2 separate regions of the Mus musculus genome follow, and region 2 is linked to region 1. Evidence: chromatin loops called from intact Hi-C (ENCODE). Cell type or tissue: heart. All regions are shown on one strand. Links, peaks and the distances in the headings refer to the core of each region. The heading gives the core; the rest is flanking DNA. Region 1 holds the start of Slc5a6 (solute carrier family 5 (sodium-dependent vitamin transporter), member 6). Region 2 holds the start of Agbl5 (ATP/GTP binding protein-like 5).

Region 1 (8,883 bases), core at 623-8,622:
ACCTGCCTCTGCCTCCCAAGTGCATGTGCCATCACGCCGGGCTTCAGAGCCAAGCTCTTCTGATCTCAGAAGCAAAGCAGGGCCTGATTGGTACTTGCATGGGAGGAGATCACTGGATCTCATTAGGCATTTTTTCAAATCTGCTTAGATTCTTAATTATTTGTACATCAAAAGTAGAGGGAAAAGCCAGGCATGGTGGTAAACACCTAAATCACAGCGTTTGGGAAGCAGGGCAGGCGCGGATCTCTGTGAGTTCTGGTGTACACAGCAAGTTCTAGATCAGCTAGGAATCCTTACAGAAACTTATCTCAGAAAGTCAAAACAAAAAGAAACACTAGAAGAAAAGCTCATCAGGAGGTAGTGCAAGCCTTTGATCCCAGCACTGGGAGAAAAAGGCATGCATATCTTTGTGAGTTTAAGGCCAACTCAGATTGCAGAGTGAGTTCCTGGACAGCCAGAGCTGTTACACAGAGAAAGTTTGTATCAAAACAACAACAAAAGCCAGGGTGTGGTGGCGCACACCTTTAATCCCAGCTCTCTAATCCCAGCACTCAGGAGGCAGAGGCAGGCGGATTTCTGAGTTCGAGGCCAGCCTGGTCTACAAAGTGAGTGCCAGGACAGCCAGGGCTACACAGAGAAACCCTGTCTCAAAAAACCAAAAAAAAAAAAAAAAAAGAAAAAGAAAAAAGAAATAATAATAATACAGCAACAATAATAATTAAACCTCGTCAGGGGAATAGAGAACACACAGGACAAAAAGGCACTTTAGCATCTTTACTTTTCTAACGTAGAGAATAATTGCTCTTTAGAAAGAAGGAAAGCACTCTCCAGTGAGGCGACCATGCTAAAGCATACCTGGGCTTCCAGTGCTATTGCAAAGGTCCCTTTGCCCTTGGCAAATCTGCTTGTCCTTGAAAGAAGTAACATTGTCCCAGGCATTACTACCTCCAGGACAGGGAACATCTTGTGGTAGTATCCTGAAGACAACACATATGATCATAAATGCACAGCCAAAGAGGTTGGGGTGTAGCTCGGGAGTAGAACAAACATTCAACAACACACAAAGCCATGGGTCCACTCCCTAACACACATGCACATATGAACTTACTCAGTCACGCGCACACGCACACCCCACACAGCAGTAGTGGCTCTCATCCTGCTGAGCACTTAGCACATCAGCACTCTCTCCCTTCCTGTATTACTCACAGAGTCTGCAGCTGAGTAAACCCACGGAAGGTGTTGGCCAAATCATCCTTGAGAGGATTTGCCTGAAGGTCTCTGCAAAGTACACACTGTTAGCGCTCTGTTTGCAGAAGTTTTCTATTAGCCTTTATATGTGCTGTCCTGGGCCAGTAACCCACTCCTTATCCTCAGTTGTACAAGGTTAGATGCTAATATTAACCTACCTTCTCAAGAGTTATTTCCCATCACCATATTTATCTTTTGGGCAGGAAAATATATAACCACTTACATGATAATAGCAGTATAAGCCTGTAAAAAGTTTGGACCAGGATCCTTCAGGGAACAGTTCTGAAGATCTAGCCTGAAGAAACAAAGAAATCAGTGTCAACTCTGCCTCTTTTTCATCCCCTACTTAAGCTAATATTGATGGAATATCTATGTTCAGAACTGTAAGGTTAAGGCTATGGTAGCAGACATTGTAATCATGTAGTAGCCAATCTAGTTAGCCCTGGCTACATGTAGACATCTTAATTTACCTAAAATTCAAGTTCACTCTCAAAAGCAACACTTCAAACACATAAAACCTTGGATCCTGTGCTGATTAGTACAGATATGTAGCATTTCAGTCAGCAACTGGAATTTCTATTGGGTCACACAGTTTCTTGTTTTTAATATTTATTTATTTTATTTATATGAGTGCACTGTCACTGTCTTCAGACACACCAGAAGAGGGCAACAGATCCCACCAAAGATGGTTGTGAGCTACCATGTGGTTGCTGGGAATTGAACTCAGGACCTCTGGAAGAGGACTCAGTGCTCTTAACTGCTGAGCCATCTCTCCAGCTCTAATCAGTAGAGCCATGCATTGTGCAAATACTGGAAGAAGCCTTGTGGGTTTTTTTCCCTCCAGGATTAGTAGGTTTTACTGAAATTCTTACACTCAGAAGTTACTGTTGTCAGGGCCTTGTGCATTTCAGGCAAGTCCTAGCACCAAGCCACAGACAGAGATTTTGTTTTGTTTTGTTTTGTTTTGTTGAGACAAGGTTTCTCTGTGTAGCCTTGGCTGTCTTGGAACTCACTTTTTAGACAAGTCTAGGCTCAAATTCAGAGATCTGTCTCCCACTGCCCCTGAGTGCTTTAATCCCAGCACTTGGGAGGCAGAGGCAGGCGGATTTCTGAGTTCAAGGCCAGCCTGGTCTACAAAGTGAGTTCCAGGACAGCCAGGGCTACACAGAGAAACCCTGTCTCGAAAAAACCAAAAAGAGAGAGAGAGAGAGAGTGAGTCAGTCTCAACCGAGTGACAATCCTCCTGCCTCAGCTTCTCAAATGCTGGATTAGAGAGAATGATCAGCATCCCCACAGAGATCATTTTCTTTTGAGACAAGGTTTCAATGTAACCCAAGCTAGCCTCAAATTCACTAAGTAGCTGAGGGTTACCTTGATATTCCTCCCAAGTACTGAAGTTACAACTGCACACAGAGGTGTTAAATGAAAGGAAAAAAAGGCAAATCACTTAAGTTTTCCCAAGTAGATTTTCTTTCTTCTTTTTCTTTTTTTCTTTCTTTTTTTTGGGGGGGGGGGGTGGGTGGGTTCAAGTGCTGGGATTAAAGGAGTGTGCCACCACGCCTGGCCCAAGTAGATTTTATGTTACAGGTAACTGTAAATGCCTGTACATTAAGGATTTCAAGCCTCCAAGCCTTGTGGTGGTGCACACCTTTAATTCTGGCACTTGAGAGGCAGAGGCAGGCAGATCTCTGAGTTTGAGACCAGCCTAGTTTATAGAAGGAGCTCCAGGACAGAAAAATTCTATGTTGAAAAACCAACCAAGGGGGCTAGAAAGATGGCTCAGAGGTTAAAAGTTCTTAAGTTGCTCTTCCAAAGGTCCTGAGTTCAATTTCCAGCAACCACATGGTAACTCACAGCCATCAATAATGAGATCTGGTGCCCTCTTCTGGCACACTATACACAATAAATAAATAAATAAATAAATAAAAATTTAAAAAAGAAAAGACAAACCAACCAAATAAAAAGGACTTCAACAAATTATTTTTCCATTTACTGTGTGCCTACAAACTACAAAAATCATAACATAAAATATATATGTTTTTGCAAGCCTGTAATCCCAGCTACTCAGGAAGCTGAGGCAGGAGGATCACAAGTTCATGGTTAGTGTGGGCAATTAGTGAGATCATGTGTCAAAATACTGAAAAGAGCCAGATGTGATGGCTCACCCCTGTAATCCCAGTACTTGGGAAGCTGTAACAGCAATGATATGAGTTTGAGACCAAAACCTGTGCTACATAGTACCAGGATAGGCAGGGCTATATAGCAAGACTCTGTCTCAAAGAAAACAAAAGGAAAAGCAAATCCAAAAAAGGTAGCTTGCATAAAGTCCTAGGTTCATTTCCTAGTACCCAGAACAACAATAAGAAGAAGAAGGAAAAAAAAAAATTAAAGGCTGGAAAGATGGCTTAGCAGTTAAGAGCCAGTATTGCTCCTACAGAAGACCTGAGTCTAGTTCCCAGTACCCACACTGTATCTCACAACTGCCTATCATTCCAGCTCCAGGAGGATCCAAGGCCTCTGAAATTTTCCAGCACCTGCACTCAAGTGCCTGTACCCAGACAGTCAGACAGACAGACAGACACAATTAAAAACAAAAAAATAAAATGAAGAAAAATTTAAATGTATTTTAGTAAAAATAATACAAAGACTTAATAATAAAACTATTTTAAATGAAGCCACAAAAGCCTATAAAATGGCAAAAACTATGATTTGTCATTCAGGGAAAAAAAAATCAAAAGATCATTTACTTATCGAAAAATCATCAAATTCAAATGTTTAGAATCGAGCATTAAATGTCTCCACTTAGGTACTAATATTTATCCCCAGAGCCTGCTAGGCAAGTCTGTAGACTCCAGTCTGGGAACTCTAAAAAGTTCAAAAGAATATTCAAGGATGTCTTCTCCTCCCTCACCCCAAGATGGTGCCCTTCTGATTCAGGCAGCATCGGGCCTGCATTAGCTTCGATGTATCCTCACAGTAAGCAGCCACTCTGGACAAATTGTGCATACCTCCCGGACACAGGGTGCATATCTGCAGAAGAGAAAGAAACCTGATTAAGACTCCAGAAAGAAAAAAAAAAAAAAGAACAAGTCAGTAGCCTTTCCAGAATTCCCATAATGCAAAGCGGAAAAGTGCCTTTTGTAAACAGAACCCATTTTTTTCCCTTAAAACCCCCGCACCAAATCAGCGCACTGTACGAGAGAAGATCCTCGTGTTTGTGCATTATTACTTGACTATACTGTGTCCTCTCCAGAGACTTCTCCACCTGACAGGCATGGTTTGGCAAGTGTTAAAGGGCTGCAGGTACACAGCGTACTCAAGCATCACTATATATTTAGATAGATAGATAGATAGATAGATAGATAGATAGATAGATAGATAGATAGATAGATAGATAGATAGATAGTCGTGCCATTGCACCACGCACAGCATTCGTGCAAGGAGAGCTGGCAGAAGAACCCTGGGACTCGTCTGGGAAGCACTATTTAAAATTATTCAAAAGCAAGGAGATCAAATTTCAAAGGACTCTGAATGTGGGCAGGGCGAAGGTGCTAGTGGCCTGCACTACGTGAGTACTGGACAACACCATCCCCGCAGGCACAGGGCCCGGGGAAGCTTCAGGGACAAAAATCTGAGCTTCCGACTGGCCAAAGGGACAGACACCGGCGGGCGAGCTGGATTCCGGGCTGACGGCCAGCAACCTTCTTCAGCCAGATCTCAAACTTTCTTCTGTACCTCAGGTAGAGCCAGGGCCCTCTCCACGCCCAGAACCAGGAGCAGGGCGGCCGCCCGAGAGCCGCCTGACTCCCGAGACGCCATTTCCCACTGCTTTCCACCGTCTTGACAGCTCGCGAGAACCGAGCGCGAGGCTCCGCCCCCAGCGTGTCACGCGCCAGCCTTGAGGCGAGGCTTAGCTTCCAAATCCTGTCACTCTGGGGCGTGGCCTGGTCCGCCCGGGGCACGAGCCGTGGAGCCCGAGGCGTAATTTGCCCGCAGGTTCGGGCTGCTCGCGGAATTCTGAGCTCCTGTCCTGCGCTTGCTCGCGGTGGACAGACCCACCATCTCTCCATTCTTCCTGGAGCGCAGGCCTGTCCAGTTAGCGCTTAGTTGCCTTGAGCTACTGCATGACCCTCAGCCCGGTGCGGACGCCCGGGCAGCTCCATCCGCCCTTAGTAAACATGGCGGCGCTGGGACCCGGGAGGGCGGGGGTAGGGGGCGGGGTCCTGCTGTCCCGCTGTCACCAAGTCAGGAGGTGCGAGCCGAGCCGAGCCGGGCCGGGCTGGCCTGCGGGCCAGCTGCCCTCATGTGGAGATCTCAAAGGTGGGCAGGGCGGGTGTAGGATGGGCCGGGCGAGGCGGGGATTGGGCAGGGCCGGAGAGACTGAGTTCAGTCGCCTGGAGGCGGGACTGGAAGGGGCGGGGCGGGGTGAGCCTCTCGGTGTGGGCTTTGGGGAAGGTCTTAAATACTAGTGCAAAGTCGTGGGTTCGCCACGTGCGGAGAGAAGGGGAAAGCTGAGCCGAGAGAGGGTAAGGGTGATGGAGGAGTGAAGATCGGAGGGCGAAGGGCAAACGCTGGCAAGAGAACACGAGCCTGGGAACCCTTCACCTTAATGTTGCGTAGTGTTCTGCAGCCCGGGCAAGGACGCGAAGCGGGAAAGACGCTTCCTTAACTCATGTTCTTTGCCTTGCCAAGGGGGAAAAACCAATGCTGGTTTCGGAAAGAACGTAGGAACTTTGGTAGCCCTGGCCGAACCACCGACGCAAGGCAAGCAGAACAGCAGCAGGTCTGACTGGAAGGGCGCTGGGAGAGACCCATCACACCTAAGGGGACAGCTATTGCTCTGGGTGACGACTCCTCAAAAGGTAACTAGAGACAATTAGAGCTCATCTCAATTAGCCTGCCAATGCTTCCATTCCACAGGCTCCAGGTATCTGCCTGGAAATCCTGAATTTGCATTTATCAATACATTTAGCTGGTGGGATATCTTGTTTTAATGAGAAAGGCCATTCAGATCTTGAGGAATATTAAGCCCTAGATATTGGTGACAGTTGGCCCTGCAGGTGTTCCCTTATATTTCAAAGGGGGAAGAGGGTGAGGACTTAGCTCTGGCATTCCTAGTTAAGTCTTGTCCCCAGTACTGAAAGAAATGAACCCACAAACCTCAATACCTTTCATTGCAGATAAGTCCCATGCAATGTGAGACCTTTTTAAAAGACATGTCCACTGTTGTGAATCAGTGGAGTTTGTAGAAAGCCACTGTTCTTTTCCTAGAATTGGATCGTATGAAAGTTGTGTTACTGCTGGCTTGGCGTTTTCCTGTCTGCTTACCTCTTCTTCCTCTATCCCAGAGGCTTCGTGGTTTCTCAACGCAGATAATTAATCAGGAAACTCTAGAAGCAGAGGAACCAAATCGGTACTACCCGACCACTTGGTGTTTTATTTTGAGACCGTGTAGCTTTGGTTGGCCTGGAACTCATAGAGATCCACCTGTCTGCCCCCTGTGTGCTAGGATTGGTCTAGAAGGGTTTTTTCTTTATTTTTTGTTTTGTTTTTGTTTTTGAGACAGGGTTTCTCCGTGTAGCCCTGGCTGTCCTGGAACTCACTCTGTAGACCAGGCTGGCCTCGAACTCAGAAATTCGCCTTCCTCTGCCTCCCAAGTGCTGGGATTAAAGGCGTGTGCCACCATGCCCGGCTTGTTTTGTTTTTTCAAGACCGTATTTCTACAGATATGGCTGTCCTGGTATTCACTTTGTAGACAAGGTAGGCCTTGAACTCTAGAGATTCCTCTCCGTCCGCCTCCAGAAGGATTAAAGGTGTGTGTCACCCTCCTTGTCTATCCTCCTCATCTTCCCATAGCAGTGACAGCTTGCCAAAGAGAAAGAAAACTCAAGGTGTTGCAAAATATCAAGGCCTGGGGCCCCTTTAGGTAAACCAGAGCCCCTTAGAATCCTTGACCCAGAGACGGTAGAACATGTGGCCCAAGTTCAGACTTTTTCTTTGTCCTGTGAGGCTTATAGTTCAGGATTAGTCTGTGGGAACCGCACCCTGCCAACTAGGCAATATGTGCCCAACTGTTTGAATACAGTTCAGAAGATGCTCTGTTTCCTTGGAGGGCAGGGTATATTAATCTGTCACTAGAATAGTTGAAATCTATACTGTTCCATGAATGACTGACTACAGTTAGCACTCTGTTCCTTTCTTAGTCTTGGGACTAGTGAGATTGGAGCACTGGTGAATACCTGTGAAAAATTCTTTTTTATTGTGTGTCTGTATGTGTGTGTGTGTGTGTGTGTGTGTGTGTGTGTGTGTGAGTGAGTGCTGGTGTGAGGAGGCCAGTAGTGAGGGAGCCACAAGTCGATGGTTTCAAGCTGACTGTAGGTTTTTGGAACCAAACATGTCCTCCCCAAAGCAGCCACAACTCTTTCTTTGAACCCCTGAGCCATCTCTTCAGCCCTTGTAATAGATATTCTTCCTATGTGTGGTGGTGTGAACCTAGAGTTTAAGGCTAGCATAGTCTACATTATGAGTTCTGGGCCAGTCAAGAATACATGGTAAGATCCTGCTTCAAAAAAACAAAACAGCAAGACTCAAGACTCTTTACAGGTTCTGTAGAGAGGCTCTGAGAGACAGATTTCAGGTGAAATATCCTGTACTCTTCTTTCTCTTTTTTTTTTTTTTTTTTTTTTTTTTTTTGGGTTTTCGAGACAAGGTTTCTCTGTATAGCCCTGGCTGTCCTGTAACTCACTCTGTAGACCAGGCTAGCCTCAGAAATCTGCCTGCCTCTGCCTCCTGAGTGCTGGGATTAAAGGCGTGTGCCACCACGCCCGGCTAATACCCTGTACTCTTACACAGTAGGTTGGAATGAAAGATTTTGCAAGCAACCAACACACAAACCAAAGGAAGCTGTATATGTTTATAGATCTTAGAGGGGTAGATGTTTGGGTTTGGAAAGGTAGGGTCTCAAAATGTAGTGATCCATAATAGATAAGATATAGAGGTATAGTCTATTTAGGAAGATTGTTTGGTGCATAAGCTAGAAATTCAGTGCCTGGGGGCAGGTACTAGATAGGATCTAGGGTGTGGCTGTTATCTCTGAAGGGGAAAATTTGTGAACAAGTGACAGTAAGGCACTTTACTTACTGCTGGCTCACATGGAAGGTATTCAGAGAATATTAACTGTCATCATGTTAGGCTATCTAAATGCTGCAATTCTCTCCTGTCCCCTTCTAGCCAATCAGTACTTCTAGGGGATGCTTCTTGAGGCAAGACCATACGCTTAGGAGTGTAGAATGGATGAGGAGTCCCCAGGCCTGGGTTTCCATGTTGCCTTTGAAGGTTCCTTGAGAAGCTGAGAAGATAGTTTAGTAGGTCAAGGGCTTGTGAAGACCAAGGCGTGGAGTTGCCAGCAGATCTCTGTAAGCTTGGGAAGCACTGCCCTGAAAAATGACTAAGGAAGATGTCTGATGGCATCCTATAGCTCACACACACACACACACACACACACACACACACGCACAGAAAGTGATAACTTGAGTGAGCTGGGCCTTTAATGCTTCTATATGAAATGAGAAGGCTATAAGTGATTTAAGAATTGTGGCATATTCTTAGAGTTACAGTTTTTCTGTGTGTGTAGTG
Region 2 (8,883 bases), core at 380-8,379, 160 kb after region 1:
CCCTAGTGCCTTCTCTCCATCCTTTGAAGCTTGTGCTGAGGTGGTGTGCACAGGTCTTCCTGCTCCTCTAGAAGGCTCCCCTGCCCTGGTTTGTAACTACCCCTCATCTCCTAACCTGCAGGACTGACTGCCACAGGATTCAGAGTCCTACCTGGGTGCTCTCGTCACTAAAGCTGTTGCCATACATGAAGCAGCCCCTTTTGGAAGCATGTCCGTGCAAGTCTACATAGTAAGCAACACCACTCTCTTTTGGGGGGATGGTGTCAGGGGCTGGCTCCTCGAGTTCAGGAATTGGCTGTGGCATAAGCCACACAGGGTCAGTCTTCTCTTCTGCTGGCTCTGTCTCAGGCCAAGTCGCAGGGTTTTCCCCATCAGGTGACTGCCCGAGGTGAGCTTCATTGTGGAGATTATTGGCTTTCTCGAGGTCAGAGAGAGGGGCTTCCGGAGGGAGATGGAGAGTGGGTTGCTGGTTCGTGGGACTCTTGGCGTTGAGCCTCGAGTGCACGTGATGATAAAGCAGCACAGCTTTGGCGCCATAGATGGCCGGGTGCAGGACGGCATCAGGCTTCAAGTACTGACGGTTCAGATTCACTCCACGGGAGTCCGTGCTGTAGGAAGACAGGACTCAACAGGCTCTAGATGTCTGGGCCACCAAAGGAGACATTAGGGTAGGTGACAAGGACACTGAAGACTTGTAAAGTGAAAGGCTTAAGTCATGCTGGAAAGAAGGACAGAGCCTTCCTTCATGTGCGGTCATGCCACCATAGTCCACGGACAGTTCCCTCCACCCAGCTAGTCTTCACCGACATTTGCTCCCACCCAGGATGTGTTCACATGATTACACCCCTCTCAGCTCAGTGGAAGATTAGAGGGGCTTGCCCTGGTTAGGGTACAAGAGGCCTGGAAATACAAACCAGTCAGAAGGCTGGCTGACCTGCACAGCCAAGTGAGACATGAGACTGGAGAAAAGGCAGAAAGGCTGTTTTGGCTACTTACCGGTAGTGGCCCCGGACCACACCATCAGGGTTTAACATGGGAATCAACTTAAAAACAAAGAGTCGACGGAGAGTTTGTGCCCGGGGATCATCAGGTCGAAGGATGAAGTCCAGAAAGCCATTGAACACAAAGCTAGATGGAGTCTCTCCAGGGTGTACCCTACTGCTTAAGAAGAATATCTGAGGTGGAGAAGGAAGCAGACAGGAGGTCAGTGGCGCTATACTTCCACCCTGACAAGGGTGGGCAAGAGTAGTTGAGGCAGAAAGAGCCTTTTCTAGATGGCTGTTTACCAGAGGTACAGGATTGTTAATCCTCTACCCTGGGGTACAAGATAAACCGGGTCCAGAATGTGTAGAGGTAACAGCTGTAAGCTATCCACAGTGGCCGGAGATAGGATGAGGTTAGATTACTGTTTTACTTCTGTGTATGTCAACTGATATATGTGGGGGCCTGTGGAAGCCACAAGAAGTCATTCTATCCCCTGGAGCAGGAGTTACAGGCCACGGCACAGTGTGGGTGCTGGGAACCAAACAAGGATCCTTTGTAACAGAGTATTAAGTATTCTTAAAACTGAGCCCTCTCTTCCACCCAAGAATACGGCTTTCATGTTCTTCCCACTTACTTACCCTTTTGCCTGTGAAACGGAATGGTCGGGGAGTGCCGAGATCAGGAAATAGCTGCTCTAGTCGGGGCTCCCGATCATCTCGAAGCCCATGGCAGGAAGTGATTGTTAGTAGATCTACACGAAGTCCATCCAGAGAATAGCAGAGAAGCTCTCGGTGGTAATAAATACTATCCAGAGGACTACAGGGATAAAATCAATAGTTAGAAGTCCCTAAAGTCCTAGCACCAGGCATGCAGGCAGCATTGCCAGCTCAGGACTTAAATTATCTGGTCCCTCACCATGACTTTTGGGTCCTCATAGTCGCTTGAACTGGTGAGGCTAAGGGTATGTGTGGGCTCGCACTGCTAGGTGCAGACACAGGACTGAAGCTTTTCCTATCATCAGGTTGGCAGCAAGCTCCCTTCTGTATGCACTGAGCTGTCTTGCTGTCACTCCTCCAGCTCTATTATTTAAGAGTAAGTTTTTTGTTTGCTTTCCTAATTTGTGGTACATCAGGATAGATTAATCTGTGTACATAGAGAGTTGCCCTCCGTAGAGGAAGATGAAGAAGACATGCTGAGCAGCCACAGTGCTGGCTATACTCAGGATAGCTCAAGAGAACTGGAGGAGCATGCGTTGGGCAGGTGATTATGGTGGCAAAGGAACACCTTTGTCTACACGTGGACAAGACTGGTGACGTTTTGGCTAAGAGCTCTTAGAACAAATGCTGGGAGCAGCAGAGGTACTACAGAATCCACAGTATAGTAGGGGGAAGAATGGGGTTAGCACCTGCTATGGGTAGAGTAATTCTCTGAAAAGCGCTGGTCTAGCTGGCTCAGCAGATCCTGGCAGTCACTGTAGGAGAAGGGGTAGCAGAAGGCGAAGAAGGTGGTGGCTCCCCGGCCCTCTACGAAACGGTGAACAAAGGATAGCACAAACTGTGTCTCTGTCATCTGGGGAGCAGAGGAGGAAGAGGGGGCAAACATGTCATCTGTGTCAGCACTGAGCTCCTCCTGTGGGGATGCTGGGAACTGACCTCATGCCTCTCTCACCTTTACCAACTCCCTCCCTCTGACACTCTCCACATGAGAACCAGCTTCTTCAGGCTTGCTGAAGCAGGGGCTCAGCTTGGACCCCAGCTAGGGGTGGAAGAAAGAAGATACTAAAAGCTGCCTGGTCCTCTCTCTCAAAAATGTGTTTCCTCTACCAACACCCAGTCTTCCCTCCTACTGGAGAACTTACCTCAAAGGTGGGCCGCTCTCTAATGCGTTCCCAGCGTGGCCGGGAAGGCAGTGTGCGCACAAAGGGGGCCATGCCCTGGGAATACAGTTTGCTTTGCTTGTTCATGTTCATAATGTTGATCTTGATAAGCTTTCCTGGAGTCCCTCCCCGGACACTGAAGTAGAACCATGACCTGAGAGCCAAAAGAGAGACCAGCTGTTGGCTGTGGGAGGGCCAGGGAGAGGATGTGGGGAAAGCTGAATCAAATCAAGTCCAAACAGCAAAGGGCTATCTGGTAAGGAGGGAAGGGGGGAGGGTTTACAAGAGATACTGTGCTGGTGCTCAAAGTCAATGCCTGACTATAGGATGCATCCAAGCACTCGGCCTTCCCACCCCCTGCAGTCCTCATACCTGTTGCCATTTTCATATTCCGTTTCAGCACAGTCAGGCCGGGTCCACACGTTGAACTCGTAGTCAGGGGAAGCAGCAGACCCACTAGCGGGGGCTGTTGCCACCCCTCCTACGCCTTCCCCATCACTAGACACAGTCTCCACCTTTTCCACATGGGCTAGGTTCCCTGAATCAAAGCGAGAACTGAACAGCAATCCCCCACAGCGCAGCTCCATGGTGGGGCTGGGAAAGCATCCTCTTGCCCCACACAGGCCCTGAGAGCTGGGGGGAAAAAAAATCAAAGTTGGGATAGGGAGGAAGGGCAGAAAATGAAACAATGTGTTTGGTATGTCTGGATAAATGAGAAATGTCTTTTCTACTCTATGAAGCAAAACGCTCTTATTCATAGAAAACCTGGAAGTAGCCTTTCAGTAAGATCAAGAGAAAGCACAACTCTGTCCCTGGACACCCAAGGAGTATGAGCGACCTAAAAACACCCTATTTTACTACATCACCACCGTTCCCCAATCGAATGCTCACTAGCTTCCTTAGTTGAGTTGGAAAACGCTAGATTCTCAAGCTTTTTAACAACCTAAGAGGCAGAGACTCGAGGTCGGGTGGTTGCCACTGACTCTATGAGGGAGAGGCCATATTAAAATTTCCTATATTGGCTTTGTACTGGACAGCCCGGAGCAAGAAGAACCAAGTTTCTAAGTGTAAATGGTAGCTTCCTTTCTTTACCTCTTTTGTCTTCACAAGCACCGACTGTAATTATACTCGTTTCTCGGAGACCTTGAAGAGCGTTGCTACCACCCCCTTCCTCTACTACGCCTATTATGAAAACGTAGCCTATGCCCGGCCAAAGCCACTTGCTCACCTGCCCTGAACCTCAGTTCCAATTAGGGTCTGTTTCCATCCTCCCGCCCTGTAGACACGAGCCCGTGCAAAAGCTACCCTCGAAGGTGTGGGTAACGGGCGTCCTAAGCACCCCTAGGAAGGCTGGGCCAGTAGAGTCCCGCTTGGAAGCAGCAGGCAGCTCCTCGATTCGCGAGGACCCTCGCGCTGCCTGGCTTGTCCAGGGCAGGGTGGGGTTTGGAAGCGTGGGAGGGGTCGAGACAGGTACACTGGCGGACAGGAAGGCGGGTCCTAGGGGTCAGAGGTGAGGCCACAGGAGCAGAGGGAGTCAACCAAAGGCGGGGTCGGCGGGCCGGCCGCGGCAGGCCGGGGGGCGGGGTGGCATTCGACGGGGGCTCCGGCAGAGCGGGCTGAGAAGGGGGCGGGGCCTGCCGGCGGGGCCGCAGTCCACGCGAAGCCCCTCACCTCTCTCCGGGCCGCTGCTCCCGCTCCCTCTCCCGCTAGCGAGGCGGCACCTCGGGCCCCGGCACCCGGGCCCTCCACCCGGGACCCACACAAAACCAGAGAGCCGCGGTGCCGGGACCCCACTCTGCCAGGAAACAAGAAGTCTCTTGCCTATTGGCCGCAGCTGCAGCTGGCTACCCGCCCAGTAAAGCGCACTGCCATTGGTCGCCACGCAGGGTTCCGTGCACGTTGGCAGGTACCTGTGAGGGGGCCGTTTGGGGGCTTCCGCGGGCCACCGCCGTGTGCGGCTCACTAGGCGTCTTCTCTGTAGGCGGTTAACGGCCCGCCTCCCCGAGGCGGGAAAGACAGAGCAGTGAGCAGGAAACAGGAAAAGACTTACCTGTGAATAAGAAAATAGCATGTGAAGCCGATCTTTGTTTACCGTGCTCCTAGCTCTACTGTGTAACGAAACGTGGACACAACAGATCATGAGCCTGATGGTGTGTAAAAGGAAGTGGAGGATGCGGGCATCGATCCCGCTACCTCTCGCATGCTAAGCGAGCGCTCTACCATTTGAGCTAATCCCCCAGCTGTAGTGCTGTACCTTCCTGTAACCTTTACAAGGTTTCCTGAGACTCAGTTTTCTAATGTAGTTCACAATATAAAGTAGGATGGAGCCCTCAGCAAGATTTTGAAACAGAGCCATGTAATACATACATAAGCAATAAGGACTTTTCTTGAAGTACATGTCACTATAGCTTTAACACCTAATATGCGAACAAGGTACGTTGTACTTCGACTACTTAACTGCTATATGTACTCAAGGGGTTTTCAACGTAGCCAGGAAAATACACTGCCTATCCTCAAGTAAGCGTTTCCCCCACGGAGCAATTGACCTAGGGTGTAGGTAAACTAAAAGTAGTGCACGAAGTCCTTCGAGCCGGAATCGAACCAGCGACCTAAGGATTACCATATTGTACTGACTACAGTCCTCCGCTCTACCAACTGAGCTATCGAAGGCCCCGCTGCGTCGGGCTGCTGCAGTTTTCCCTCTAATGCTTACCAAGATTTTTTTTTTTTCCCTAATGTGTTTCTGCGTAAACTAAAGGATCCCGGGCCAGAAGAAAGGCGGGCTTGCAGGCTCGCACCCTGCGGCAGGAGCTCGCCGTGAGCCGGATTGAGGCTAAAGCTGGGGCGGCCTTCCTCTCGCTAAGCAGACATTAGTTTCGGTGTTTGGGACTACGAATGCTGCTTCTGCTCCAGGTTTCCTTTGGTTTTCGGCGTGATGAAAGTATATAAAGCATGTTGTTCTGATGATGCGAAAGACATTCGCTCCGTCAGCTGAAGTGTCGGGGTCCATTCACCGAGACCCAGGCCAGAAGGGAAGACCGAGCCACGGGAGCGAGGGACCCCTATGCCCTGGACGCTGGGATGCAGCGGCGGCCCGGACTCCTACTCTCCGAGCCCACTGGCTGGGTGCAGTCCCAGGTCCTGCCCTAGTCGCTTATAACCTCGCTTTTATGGTCGAGGTCTGGGAAAGGTTTCCGCCCCACCTGGGCTTCACTGCCAACCAAGTGTCTTCTCTGCCGTGATGGGTTGACCCCTTATCTGGCTCACGTATTTGTTGCTCTTCCTCACAGGGCCAGCCCTCTATTGGCTCACAGAAAGCTCACCCATTTTTTTAAACAAAGGAACAAACTCAACGCCCAGGTCCTCTGTGCAGTCTGCTCTGACTGGCGGAGTGGTTGGGTCCAGGAACCCTCCCCCAGTCGCAGTTCTGAAACACCCAGCTAGGTAGAGAGGTGGTTTGAAATCTTACTTAGATTTCATTCTGATGGGGGGGGCGGGGGGGAGCGTGTTGCTACCGTGACCAAAACTCATCTGCCTATAGTTCTCAAGGCATGCCCTTAGCATTTGAAGCAGTTCATATTTCTCTCTTTCTCCTCCTCTCCTTCTTTTCCTCATTACAACCCCCTACCCCACTATCTGTCTCTCCCTTGTTTTATTTTTGTGAAGCCTTTAAAATTTGAGGTTCATATAACATACTTATCCCTTTGTTTCTCAAGTCTACAGCACCAAGTATTCCCAAAGGGGTCTTCCACCTACACTGATCAGGGAAAGTCCAAGTGAGCGTTTTAGTGACCTGTAGTACAATCACAATGTTGTACAAATGTCACCTCTCTATTAGAGGGCTTGTTTGTTTTTAATGTTCAGGCTGGAGCCCGGGACCAATTTTTTCTCCAACTCGAAGAGATTCGCCTGTTTCTGCATCCAGAATTCTGAGATCAGAGCATGCACCAGCACATCCCATCAAAACTTTTAAGTCACTAGGAAGAACATTCATTGCCTTTCAAGTAATCGCTCCCAGCTTCGCTTTCCTTCTTTCTCTGGCAACTACTTGTTAACCGGCTTCCAGTCTCGTTCTCTTTCTTTTCTTTTCTTTCTTTTTTTTTTTTAGGAATGTATCTAGGAATTGGATTGTAACATAGCATATTTAATTCCTTAGGAATGGCCAAGCTACTTCCCAGCGGCAACATTTGTAAAAGGTTTTATTAGCATATATGAACTATAAATACTGGGTTTTATTAACGTTCTTATCCTTTGTTTTGTTTTGATCCCGTGAGTTCTTTGTTACACTCCTGATAAGTTTCCGTCTTCCCAAGCAGTCCCTGCCCTCCTCTCTCCTTTTTTTTTTTTTTTTTTGTATGTTAAAGCATGGGCTAGAGCTGAATGCAACACCAGAAGTGTGCATGGATTCTAATTTCTCCACAGCCTTGTCAATGTTTACTTTAATAAGTTGAACTCAGTTACTCAATATCACTTCCTGATGTCATCAAAGACATTTTGAAATTATTTTCCATCTTTTGATTTTGACACTATTTATCTTGTTATGGGAGAGTTTATATTTAAATTTTCAGTATAAATACTGTTACTGTTATTATTCTGGTTTTATTGTTGTTTTGAGACAAGGCTGCTCCTAACCCAAGTGCTAGGGACCACAGACCTGCACCACCACCCTTGCCTCTTCGTGTCTGTGTTTGTGATGGAATCTCCCTATTTAGACCTGGCTAGACTGGACCTCCATATGTAAACCAGTCTGACCTTTAAGCTTTGGAGATCTCATGTGCTCTGCCTGCCGCTGCTGGGGTTAAAGGTATGAGCCACCAAGGCCGGCATGCACATTCTTAGGACTCTTTGGCCATATTTCTGTTATCCTGACAGGTTTTAAGGAATGTACTTGTTTGGTCAAGAAGTATGAAACTTTTCTACCGTCTGCTAAAAGTTTCCAATTTATCTCCCATAATATACAGATTCTATCATAGCAAATCATTGATTTAAATAATAAAGAATTCCCAGTACTTGGGAGGCAAAGGTAGGTGGATTTCTGAGTTAGAGGCCAGCCTGGTCTACAGAGTGAGTTCCAGGACAGCCAGGGCTATACAGAGAAACTCTGTCTCGAAAAACCAAAACAACAACAACAACAACAAAACTATTAAAGAATCCTTCAGAGCCACTGTGATGGCTCAGCAGTGAAGGCACTCATGGCCAAGCCTGCCAGGCCAGAGTCTGATTCCCTGGGCCTGCTAGACTTGCAGAAGGAGAGAACCAACTCCTTCAAGCTGTCCTCTGACCTCTACAAGAACACACATGCACACCCATGCACACAGTACACTAAATAAATAAACGCAAAGAGAGAAAGACTTTTTATTAATGATGGGTGTCTTAGTTAGGGTTTTACTGCTGTGAACAGACACCATGACCAAGGCAACTCTTATAAAGACAACATTTAATTGGGGCTGCCTTACATGTTTAGAGGTTCAGTCCATTATCATCAAAGCAGGAACATGGCAGCATCCAGACAGGCCTGGTGCAGGAGGAGCTGAGAGTTCTACATCTTCATCTGAAGGCTGCTAGCAGAATACTCACTTCTAGGCAGCTAGGATGAGGGTCTTAAAGCCCACACCCACTGTGACACACCTACTCCAACAAGGCCACACCTTCTAATAGTGCCACTCCCTGGGCCTCGCATATACAAACCATCATATTCCACTCCCTGGCCCTCATAATGGGCAAAATATGTTGCATCTTACATTTTTTACTTTATTGGTGAAATGAATCTTTTTGCAAGTGTGCTGTTCACTTGCATAGTTTATGTACACACACAATTTTGTGTTCGGTGCTTTTTTGATTTAGAGTAGATTTAACACAAAAAATTGCATATTTCCTGCAAATATTTTTCTCCAGGTTTCTCTTTTCTTCTCTTTTCTCCTCTTTTCCTTTTTTCTTTTCTTTTCTTTTCTTTTCTTTTCTTTTCTTTTCTTTTCTTTTCTTTTCTTTCCTTGTAGTGGTGCTTTATCATATTGACACATCTG

The links. A loop is a pair of places that touch in the nucleus more often than their neighbours do. Peaks named below come from ENCODE experiments on the same cell type or tissue, not always from the same donor. Only the 100,000 strongest peaks of a DNase experiment are listed, where the experiment ranks them.
Region 2: it touches region 1 in a loop (2.7-fold over the local background); 1 of 42 quality-filtered maps calls a loop at or near these places.

The regions. Positions count from the first base shown.
Region 1 is chr5:31,044,857-31,053,739 of GRCm38, reverse strand. Slc5a6 (solute carrier family 5 (sodium-dependent vitamin transporter), member 6) reads left to right here and starts at 5,661. Exons shown (of 18, transcript NM_001360022.1): 1 at 5,661-5,774; 2 at 5,941-6,110. It overlaps Atraid (all-trans retinoic acid induced differentiation factor), which reads right to left and starts at 5,100. Exons shown (of 7, transcript NM_027855.4): 1 at 4,984-5,100; 2 at 4,160-4,278; 3 at 1,472-1,543; 4 at 1,207-1,278; 5 at 856-977. The coding sequence starts at 5,067. In heart, for the core only: CTCF peaks have their summits at 3,147 (motif pointing left), 4,171 and 5,533 (motif pointing left); DNase peaks (open chromatin) are centred at 4,229, 5,139 and 5,509; H3K4me3 peaks cover 2,583 bases; H3K27ac peaks cover 2,271 bases.
Region 2 is chr5:30,884,730-30,893,612 of GRCm38, reverse strand. Agbl5 (ATP/GTP binding protein-like 5) reads right to left here and starts at 4,679. Exons shown (of 16, transcript NM_001374737.1): 1 at 4,089-4,679; 2 at 3,233-3,493; 3 at 2,843-3,014; 4 at 2,390-2,553; 5 at 1,623-1,800; 6 at 997-1,175; 7 at 152-608. The coding sequence starts at 3,447. Gm35795 (a long non-coding RNA gene) reads left to right here and starts at 4,658. Exons shown (of 2, transcript XR_376844.2): 1 at 4,658-4,766; 2 at 5,619-7,448. n-TYgta9 (a tRNA gene) reads right to left here and starts at 5,530; the gene lies at 5,442-5,530. It overlaps n-TAagc15 (a tRNA gene), which reads right to left and starts at 5,098; the gene lies at 5,026-5,098. In heart, for the core only: no CTCF peak of the experiment used is centred there; DNase peaks (open chromatin) are centred at 3,341, 4,702, 5,512, 6,052 and 1 weaker place; H3K4me3 peaks cover 4,270 bases; H3K27ac peaks cover 4,359 bases.